Regions from separate parts of the Homo sapiens genome. Here region 2 is linked to region 1. Evidence: chromatin loops called from intact Hi-C (ENCODE). Cell type or tissue: Caco-2. All regions are shown on one strand.

What was found. Hi-C counts contacts between places; a loop is a spot of excess contacts. Peaks named below come from ENCODE experiments on the same cell type or tissue, not always from the same donor. Only the 100,000 strongest peaks of a DNase experiment are listed, where the experiment ranks them.
Region 2: a loop joins it to region 1, with 6 times the contacts of the local background. A loop is called at or near these places in 3 of 110 quality-filtered maps.

Annotation. Positions count from the first base shown.
Region 1 is chr11:115,224,126-115,229,125 of GRCh38, forward strand. CADM1 (cell adhesion molecule 1) reads right to left here. Exons shown (of 12, transcript NM_001301043.2): 5 at 4,988-5,000. Among named protein-coding and RNA genes, the nearest start is that of CADM1-AS1, 170 kb to the right of the region's middle. In Caco-2, no CTCF peak of the experiment used is centred here; a DNase peak (open chromatin) is centred at 2,596.
Region 2 is chr11:115,278,641-115,283,640 of GRCh38, forward strand. All of the region lies in intron 1 of CADM1 (cell adhesion molecule 1), which reads right to left. Among named protein-coding and RNA genes, the nearest start is that of CADM1-AS1, 120 kb to the right of the region's middle. In Caco-2, no CTCF peak of the experiment used is centred here; DNase peaks (open chromatin) are centred at 1,661 and 2,021; H3K4me3 peaks cover 340 bases.

The sequences.
Region 1 (5,000 bases):
TCCTCCACTCCAAATAGGAAAGATTTTCTGATTTCCAGGTTTTCCTCTCTCCTTCAATGCAGGGCACTATCGATACCAGAGAAACATTTATTTTGGCACAGATAAAGAACAGGTTTTGATCATCTCCTCAATGCCCAATTTTCCTCCAGTTGAGGGAATGAAAGAAAAAAAAAAATCTACCCTTCTCTGGACCTTGGATGAACAGGGCTATGGATTTATAAAATACCTAGCTACATTCAGTCAATAAAACTCATTTTGAAAATGATGCCCACGTATACAATTAACTGTCAGATGATAATCAGAGCAGGCATGGCATTCAAGCACCCATTTCTAGAGTCTTTGTTTTCATTCTTCTTTTCAAAACTCATCTCTGAGTTTTCTTTCTTTTTTTAAAATATGCACAAACACAAAACCCTCAAAAAATGAGGATTTTTGCCAAACATTTTAAAGAGCAAGGCTATGATGGGTGAAAGCAGAAGCCACACAGCAGTAATTCAAGAGCTTCATATTCACCCCAGTCCAGAGGAAGGCTTTCCTCCCTTGTGCAAAGCAATCTGAATTCCATACTGAGGGTCACAGCTTTTCTTTGAATTCCCAGCTTATGTCGCTATGTGTTGCCACCTTGATGCTATTTAGACAGTTTTCTCTTAACGCTCAGACAGTGAACTGTTCCCATTTAAACAGGCTTTTATTTGACAAGAGTACATTCCCTCAGATCTGAAGCTCTACTAACCGTGCTACAATTGTATCACACTCTGCTATAATCAACCATGTTGTAAATTTGGGCACCACCACCTGTACAGACATTCGCAAGAAAAAAATGCACTGAAAGATTTTAGGGTCATACAGCTCGGAACATTAAAAAGCAAAACTGTTCTCTGCATAACATCTAAGGAAAGAGAGCTTTGAGCTCTTCCAGCTTGGGAGCATAATTATTTTCTGTTTTAAACATTTAACTGTGTGCTGCTGCTGTACCCTTGCTGAGTCTCAGAATGAAAGCTAGAAAACTAAGAGACCTACTGTATGTTCTTCATTCCCGGCAACGTTCCTATGAGAAAACCTTATTAATGAGCTTGCAAACGAGCACCCAACAGGGAAATGTCACAAACAAGAGCGGCTAATGCCCCAGAAAATCAAATAACTGAACACTTGGCTGATTGTGGTGCCTTTCATATTTATAATAAAAAAGGGGGGGGGACTTTAATTCACTGATTCTGAAGGGGTCAACACCTTGCTGAACAAAACAACTCATTTATTTATGTTCAGAAATCTCCAGATGATAAATTACATTGATGTTAATCACTTCAATGCATACTACACAATTAATATCTGTACTCACCAAAAACTTAAGGATTATTAAAAGTATGACAGCATACACATCTGGCTGATTTTTCACATAATTGGGCACAACAATTTCTCCTGGTATCACAAATAAGGGTCCTAACAAACAAACACTGCAAAATCCTGGTTCAATTAATTAGGACTTAAATCCACAAGACAAAAGCAATTCCAAGTTGCAGCTCAAGCCTTGTCTTCTATGCCATATGGTAGCACTCCATTTTAAGGACAGAGGTGCAACACTTCCTTTCTTTTTATCCTTCCTCTCTTTTTTCCCTGTCTTACTTAAAGTAAGATATTTAATGACATATAACGCAGGTTTTCATTATTTCATTTCCTTTTTAATAGTATTTTTTAAAAATTACTTGATGTAGAATTCAAATCCATGATCTGTCATTTAACCCTATTCATGTCCTGGTTAACATCCATTCATCTTAGATGGGGATAAAGAGAGGTTTCCATAAACCTTCATGGTGTAAAATCAGCCAGGCTTAAACAAGTGAGCATATTTAATACCAATAGTATCAGATTAGATTTGCCCCCAAGGTAGCCTTATTTACTCGGAGTAGACTCTGAGGTCCATGAATGGGATCAGTATTTCCTAGTGATAACCTATTGTTTCTCACCGAGAACATAAGAAATCTTTTTAGGTGACAAAGGAAAGGACATTGAAAAATATTAGTTGTACATTTATTTTAAAGCTTATTAGACACTATATATAACAAATGAAATGTGTAATTTAATAGATATTTTTACATAGGCCCTGGTTAGGATAAAGCAATAAAGTGACTTAAAGAAAAATTCTAAATCAGGTAAAAATACAGATGATGCATGAACATGGCAAATTTGTGAAAGTGGTCCTCAAATAACTGAATTTAGGAAAACCCTGAGGGGTAAATGGACTCCTTAGATTGTAAGTAGAATATGGTGAATATGTGATTGTATTCATCTTTTCCAGGTCTATAGCTATCAAAGGGTTTTTAAAGGGGCCAATGATCCCCAAAAGGTTAAGAACTGCTGACTTCAACGGCATGAGTCAACATTAAAATACAGGTGCAATGTTACTCCTCACAGGCATCCAAAATAATTCAACCTCCATGCAGAGTGGCTACTGAATAAATTATTCTAGGAATCTCATGTATTCGAGTGTCTCTTCTTTCCTCATGGTCATCAAAATATGGTGCTACTTGTCTGCAGAGAGAGGACGGCTGTGGGGGGCACTGGAGTTGAGCCATCAACAGCACTGGGCAATGACTGATCAGACTTCAGGGCCCAGTGACTGAGTGCTTCAGGCATTTGAGGAATGAAACTTTTTGTTACTGCATAGCTGCTAGTGTTCAAGGAGAGTAAAGCTGGTAGGAAATGATGTAGAGAATTCCAACTGTGTTTGAAGAAGCTACAAAAGGAATTCCTGGCTGACTCTGCAAAGTTCTCAATAGTGCTCTAGGAGTGGAGGGTAGTGAACTTTCTTGAGCACAGAGAGCCTTACTTAAGATATCAAACCAGATGCGAAGTTCCATTCAGGTTAATATAATGCATTGTAATTATCTTAGCTTTCCTTTATACAAAAATATTTTTCCTTATGTATATTCTGAAAAGTGGAATAAAGGCTAAAATATTTGTATGATTTTCTTGGATAAAAAACAGAGTCTCCCACAAAAAGGTGCCATATTAGAGTTTAAAGTATCAATTGGTGCATCCTTGTTTTTGGAGGGCATTAGAGTCACTTTCCTGCAATTAAAGGCTCGCAGTACTTTGTTAGATTGAAGTCAAATGGATTCAGATGTGGAGCCTTATTCCTTGTCTTAGAATCTACAGATTATGGAAACCAAGGCTTATAAGGATCATTATCAAGTTTTCCAAGGAGTAGGAGGTGTAGCGCTTGAAATATTTTGCATTTGGGAGTGAGGGTAATTTGGTAGGTGGGTGGGACTATATTCTATTTAAAAGATATTCTGGGAAAATACTGAAAGAGTTTAGGGGTGGAAACTGGGTGAATATCTACTCAGGACGTACAAAGGAGCTAATGTATTATTAAAGCTAATGGGCCCCTACAAGGAAAGTTAATGGATATTAAGTTTGCTTAAATGAATTACATATTAACAAAGTCACAAGAAATCTACTATCTGCTAATTTAGATAATATCTGATCATTTCCGTTTTCCCATTATAGGGACATTATACCACAATAGTTTTAGTGATATGAAAATTATAAGCATGATGCCCATATTGAAGCAGATTAAATGAATTAACGAGGAAACCCTGCATTATGTAATGTTAAATTGAGCCAAGCTCACGGAGTTAAGAAAAGGTTGGAATGGGATGGTTTCTTAGAAGCAACTTTTTATAACTTTTCCTGCCTTCCCATTTTGCTCAGATCATTTAGACAAATAATAGGGCTTGTATGGAGTTGAATGGTGGCTCCCAAAGATAAGTCCATGTTCTAACCCTTGGAATCTGTGACTGTAGCTGAATTTGGAAAAAAAGTCTTTACAGATGAAATCAGCTTAAGGATCTCAAGATGAGGCCATTCTGGATTATCTGGGTGAGCCCTACATCCAATGACAAGTGTCCTCAGAAAAACACACAGACGAGAGACCCACAGAGGAGAGGGGAAGGTCATGTGACGATGAAGGCAGAGAGTGGAGTGGTGAAGCCACAAGTTAAGGCGCTCCTGGGACTCCTAGAGCTGGAAAAATCAATGAACGATCCATCCCTACAGTCTTTGTGGTGGGAGGGGGTGTGGTCCTGCCAAAACCTTGATTTTGGACTTCTGGCCTAAAGCGTTGTAAGGAAAGAAGTTTCTGCTATTTTAAGCTACCAAGTTTGTGACAATTTGTTATGGCAGCCCTAGGAAATTAATCCAATGATTCACAAAGGGTAAAGCTTTTCCTTTATCAGACATCCAATCACTACCATCCCAACCAAACTCTGGTAACATTTCAGTATGCATACTCAAAGATCACCTTGATTTTTCAGAAGCCAAATACAAAGTGAGAAGCTGGCTACTTAGCCACAACCTTGGCATAAGAATGGCTTTGTGCAGAAAAAGACTTTTTCCTTTTAAGCAGAAGGGTCCAGAGGAGAAGATGAGGAAAACATATTCAGTCTACAGGGCATGGTAAGGAGAAAACCTCACTCACTACAATCTAGCTTTTATTGATGAAGCCATCAAGATTGTGGCAATGATCCCAAAGAGTCGACTTTTCAACTCATTGCTCTAATTTAAGCTAAAATAGAGGAGGAATGTCATTTAAAACAAAATGCCGACGTAAATGGGAAAAAAATCCCTTCTATAAAAACTTCAGTACTTATGATGGGATAAAAAAAGGGGGAAAATTACCCTAGATTTTGCAGTTGGCATAGAAATGATGACAGTCTATATGCAAAGAAATTAATTAAGTCACGTGTTAGAGCAGATTGATATTATTTCAGTTTTACCTTTGGGTTCAATGTAGCATTTTCAAATCCTCATTGGCACTCTGTAATATGGCAGTACAATATTTCAATAAAATAATCCTTTATTTTTCTAGCAAAAATAAGAATTCTATGTATACTATATAAAATGAATGCATTGAATAAATGGCTTCTGAAGAGTTTCTATGTAACTGCAACTCTACGCCCTCAGAATAAGATACCAGGGTACTCACACTGTACTTCTAG
Region 2 (5,000 bases), 55 kb after region 1:
ACGAAGAACAATTCTACAGAAGTTTGTAAGAAGGACTGAATGTTGTGTGATAAGGGTGGGAAATGCGGACCATGAAAGTAAAAAGACTAGCGAAGAGGTTACTGGAGCATTGCCAGGCAAGTCAATGCTGGCCTGAACCAGGGAGGGAGGAGCAGCAGTCTCCACAGGAAAGATCAGATCCTAGAATTACAAGGAAGGAGTTTATACAATGTGGTTGATCACAAAATGGTGGTGAGAGAGGATGGAGGGAATAAAGGAAAATGCCAAGATTGAGTCTGGAGGACTAGGACTTACTGCCGAAGATGGGAAGCCTGGAGGACGTGGGCAGGGAAAAGTAGATAATGTGTTCCACTAGCTGGATGGTGTGTAGGACTACATTTTCCAAGTGAGCTCAAGGGTGAAGCTGCAGATTTGGGAATCACCCAAATCAAGATGACAGTTGAGTCAGACCTTCAGAGACCACTGGTAAGACGATCCTGTCCCTAAGAATGTCATCCTCTCCAATCCCACATTCCACTAGCCCTTTGTGGACAGACCCTTTAACAACCCATAAGTCAGAAAACTAGACTCATTAGCACTTATTTCTAATTGTAATATATTAAGTAGACGTTTCAAGGTTGCAAAAATGGATTTGGGGGTATAGTCAATGCCTACCAATGGGTTGTCAAGTGAAATCAGATACTTAACATTTTTACCCACCTCCTCCCCAACCAAATATTTCACAAAGACCATGTAAGAGCAAAGTTTCAGGCTAAGAAAGGGGAATTATCCTGTACACAGTCCCAATTTTCTCCTGAATATCCAAGATCTACTTTATGCTATAATTGCTTTTCTTTTCTAAATGAAAAACAGTTAAAACCCCAGGGATTTGTACAATAGATTCTGTATTAGATAATGCAAAGAGATTTTGTTCTTTCATTTTACAAGTTATAGGTGAAAACTGAACTCTTCCCTTTTCTAAAGAAAAACATTTAAGGGCTGGGGAAACTGTTACAACTCTTCAGATTTTATTGTGCTATGAAATACCTTTAATGACATAATTCCTCTATGGTAAATGATATCCAAAACAAAAGCTTTTTGTCAAGGATGGGGTGGGGACAAATTTATAAAAAATATATGTAATTTTTCACACATACCCAAATATATTAAGCGCAGATCTTGCCATGGGCACCGCATTCAGTTTAATTAGAACAATATTCCTTCTTACATGTGAAATATTTAGCTCCTACCCAGCTCATCACGCTGCAATGTTCCCCTGTCCCCAAATGAAATTACGGCAAGCCAGTACCCTAGGATGAGTGCGTGACTCGCATACTGCACAGCTGTAGAAAGCTAAGCCCCTTCTCATCAAAGGACAGCAGACTTGGCCGCAATGCATGCTAACATCAAGCCACTGGATTTAATCCAGTTAAATACATGCCTCAATTAGTAAGACATTTGCTATCCAGTTAAGGATGTGAATCTTGAGTTGATAACCTCTACAGACTATCTTATTTCTGTGTTTCAAAAGTTATAAAGCAAGAGAAACAAAACAGACAGTGTGGTGTGTACAGGAAGCTCATGGATAGTGGGAATAGCTTTAACAAATATACCATCTTTTCTTTGACTCTATTGGACAATAGAGACTCATCAGTCACAGCCGGTCATCTCATTCTCCCAGAACTTGGTTTAGGTAGTAGATGTAAACATGGCCACAAAATGGAATGCCTTTTTCACTCAAATGGAATCTGAGCAGCTTTCTTTCTAGAGGGGTTATAAAAATAAGCTTTTTATGGCTTGCATCTCCAAACTGCTTTATGTGGCATAGTGATGAAAAATGCTGGAATTTGTATATAATGTAGCCACCAGATAAGAAAGCAGGAAACAGAAAGAACAGGGGATTAATTGTTAGTCCTACCGAATGAACTTTACCCTGATAAGGCAATCCAGTCCCTGTAGGCATAGAAGAAGAAAAAATTACAGCACTCTGAATACACAGAGAGTTATTCACATTGTATACAAATCAAAGCAGGCCTCCTGCAACAGCTACGACTCAGATCTTCACAGATCCGTGGTGTATCTCCATCAACAGAATTAAACAAGGCAGTCTGTTCCGAGTGGGCAGCAACATTGCTGACCAGGCTGGCAGACAGGAGGATGTCAAGAAGATACATTTTCTATCAAGATGTGGCTTTATCAACGAGTTTACTTATTTACCTAGGAATTTGGTCTTTCAGTGATTAATGACGAGGAATTCTACCATGAGAAGTGACCTATCCTTAATGCGTTCTGCTCAAAAACAGGCAGCTAGAAACTGCACATCTCCCTAGACAGTTTGTCAATTTCAGCTTCTCAATGGAATAGAAATAAGAGCTCACTAATGACAACTGCGAGGGCTATGGCCCCTCTGGCCTTGACCTAATGTTAGCTATAAATGGATTGAACTCCCGGTAGATTGGGAAAATCCACCCAACTACAAGACAGAATCTGTTTCTTTCATTATGGAAAAGGGCTACAGAAAGAACCACACTGTATCTTTTTGCCTGAGCATTCCTAAAGCTATGGGTCCTGGAAGATGCCTGACCATAGTTGTGTCAAGCTATTCTGAACAGACCTAACAAACTTATCCAGAGCGTAGGAGGCAGGCTCTTTTGTAGCACAGGGAATGCCCAGGAACTCCCAATAAAAATAATAAATCATGGGAGTATTAATTCAGCCAAAAGAGTTTAATTTTAGGGAACTGTCCCCCTCAAGACTTGAGCTTAAAGAGAACACTAAGATAAATGCTATTTTTACATCTTGCAGAAAAATAGATTTTTAAAACGGGGGCAAAGCCACTTTCAAAACAATTCTCAATTTTTTTAACCATTTTTCTATTATAAATTTTGCATGAATTTATTTCAAAGTTGTTGAGCTTTTAAAAATCGTGTGATCCAGCTTAAGATTCTGAATGGCCACCTCCAGTTTCATCTGCCAAATAATGAAACTTGTTCTTCAAGGAAATCATTTAGTTCTATGAGAGTTTAAAATGAGTCTGCTAAAAAAAAGATGGATCTTCAGATCCAGGGCAAATATGCAGTACAAGGTACACCTTAAGTGGAAATACATGAGCTGTCTATAACTACAGCAGTTTTCAATGAAAAAAAGCTTAGTTCCTAATAAATAAAAAGAATGTACTTTTCAGCTAAACAACTGATGTGCAAAAGGTAAGTTTAAAATCATAATACTATATTTAATGGCTAACTGAAAAAAAAAAGAACACCATGTCACTGACATTTAATCATGAGGTTAAATAAATAACTGGTTCATTTTTTGTTAGGTGTCCTTCTGTTTACAACACAATTTAAACTAGCTCTACAAAGTAAAACATGTATCAAAGACACACAAGCCATCCATCTTAGAGTTTTATTGAAAATGTTTGTCTAGATTTAATAAGATCCTTCCAGTTCCTTGCTTTATTATTTTTTTTGGTAGACTCTTAATAAAAAGAAGAATTACTGAATAAGTAATGCTGATTACCATGAACCAAGTACTATGGTGATGTCTTATATGGATTATCTTTTTGCTATCGTCACAGTAATCCTATGGGATAGGTTCAGTGAGTAATCTTATTTTGCAGATGAAGAAAATGAGTGGTTATGTAACATGCTTAAGGAAGCACAGCCAAACTGGTACCCAAGCCAGGATTCAAACCCAGCTGCATCTACCCTATGGCTGGAACCTTTAGCTTCCAGGATATTATCTTGTACTTTTGAAAATGTGACGTGATGACCTAGATACATGATTATGAGTAAATGTAAAGGTCAGACCTCATTATTTAAATATGAACACAATATAAGAGGCATCTTAAGTTCTGACGACACTATAGTTAGCAACTTGGGTTCACAATCACCAGTGCATTCTTATCACAACACTATAAAAACATAGCCCAGAATGCCCACAGCTTTGTTCCCTCATTCATTTCTAGGAAAGTGTTGGCAATTTGCTCTCTGGGGAGCTGTGATGGGAGGACCAATGGTTCTCCTAGGGTGTTGTTAGAGGAGACAGATGACCAAGGCAGCTCTCCATGGAGGCTGCATTTTGGGTTTCTGGTCAACACATCTTCATACACCAATCGCCTTAAATGGTCAAAGTAGCTGAGACAAGAAGGACTATGAATTAGGGAACAGTCAGGATCTTGGCAATTATTTACAGGGGATGGAAGAGGTTATAAATGGGGACATGCTTATATTAAAATGGAAACGAAAGCTAAGTGGGGTTAAGAAAAAATCCAGGGTTTATAGTAAAATACAGTATTCTACAGAGCATAGAAATTACTGGCCTTTAACGTACACCAAGGCAAATGGCCCCATGAATCCATCTTTAGCCTCTCTGTGGGCTGAATTATGCTCCACACGATATACTAAAGACAGCCATGAACAGCTTTTATAGCTTTGATGAATGGCTTTTTAGTTTAGGTTGCATTATGAGAACAAAACAAGTGGTTGTGAATCATAACATTTTATGGGTCTGCTGCTTCATATAGTTTTCTAAAATTAAGCCTCTAAATTATATTCTGCCCTCATTAGGAAAACAGTCCCTGAAAGAGGAAAGCATTTTAGAGGCTACGCAAAAAGAGGTGATGGTAGATCTGTGCCTGGAGAGCCTGAAGTATAATTAAATCGATGGGAGCTGAGGAAGAAAGGATAGGTTGGTAGAAGGAAGTCATGTTGCTGCCCAAGAACCCAGGGCCAGAAGACAATGACTATAATCAGCTGGAGTTCACTGCCCCTAAGCAAACAAGGTTCAGAGGCCAGCCATTTTCAAATTATAGAAGGTATTGGAAGGAACGCAGTGAGGGGAAGTCATCCCTGTGTAAAGCCACAGAGGTGGAGGGAAGGGAAGAGGGTCTAAGCAAATCAGTGAGTGTTTACTGAGTATTTACCATCCACTGAGTGCTGTTTAAGACCCTATAGGGTTTAAAAAGGCAGCATAAAAATAAAATGAAGTCCATTATCCTCAAAGTAGTTACCATCCAGCCA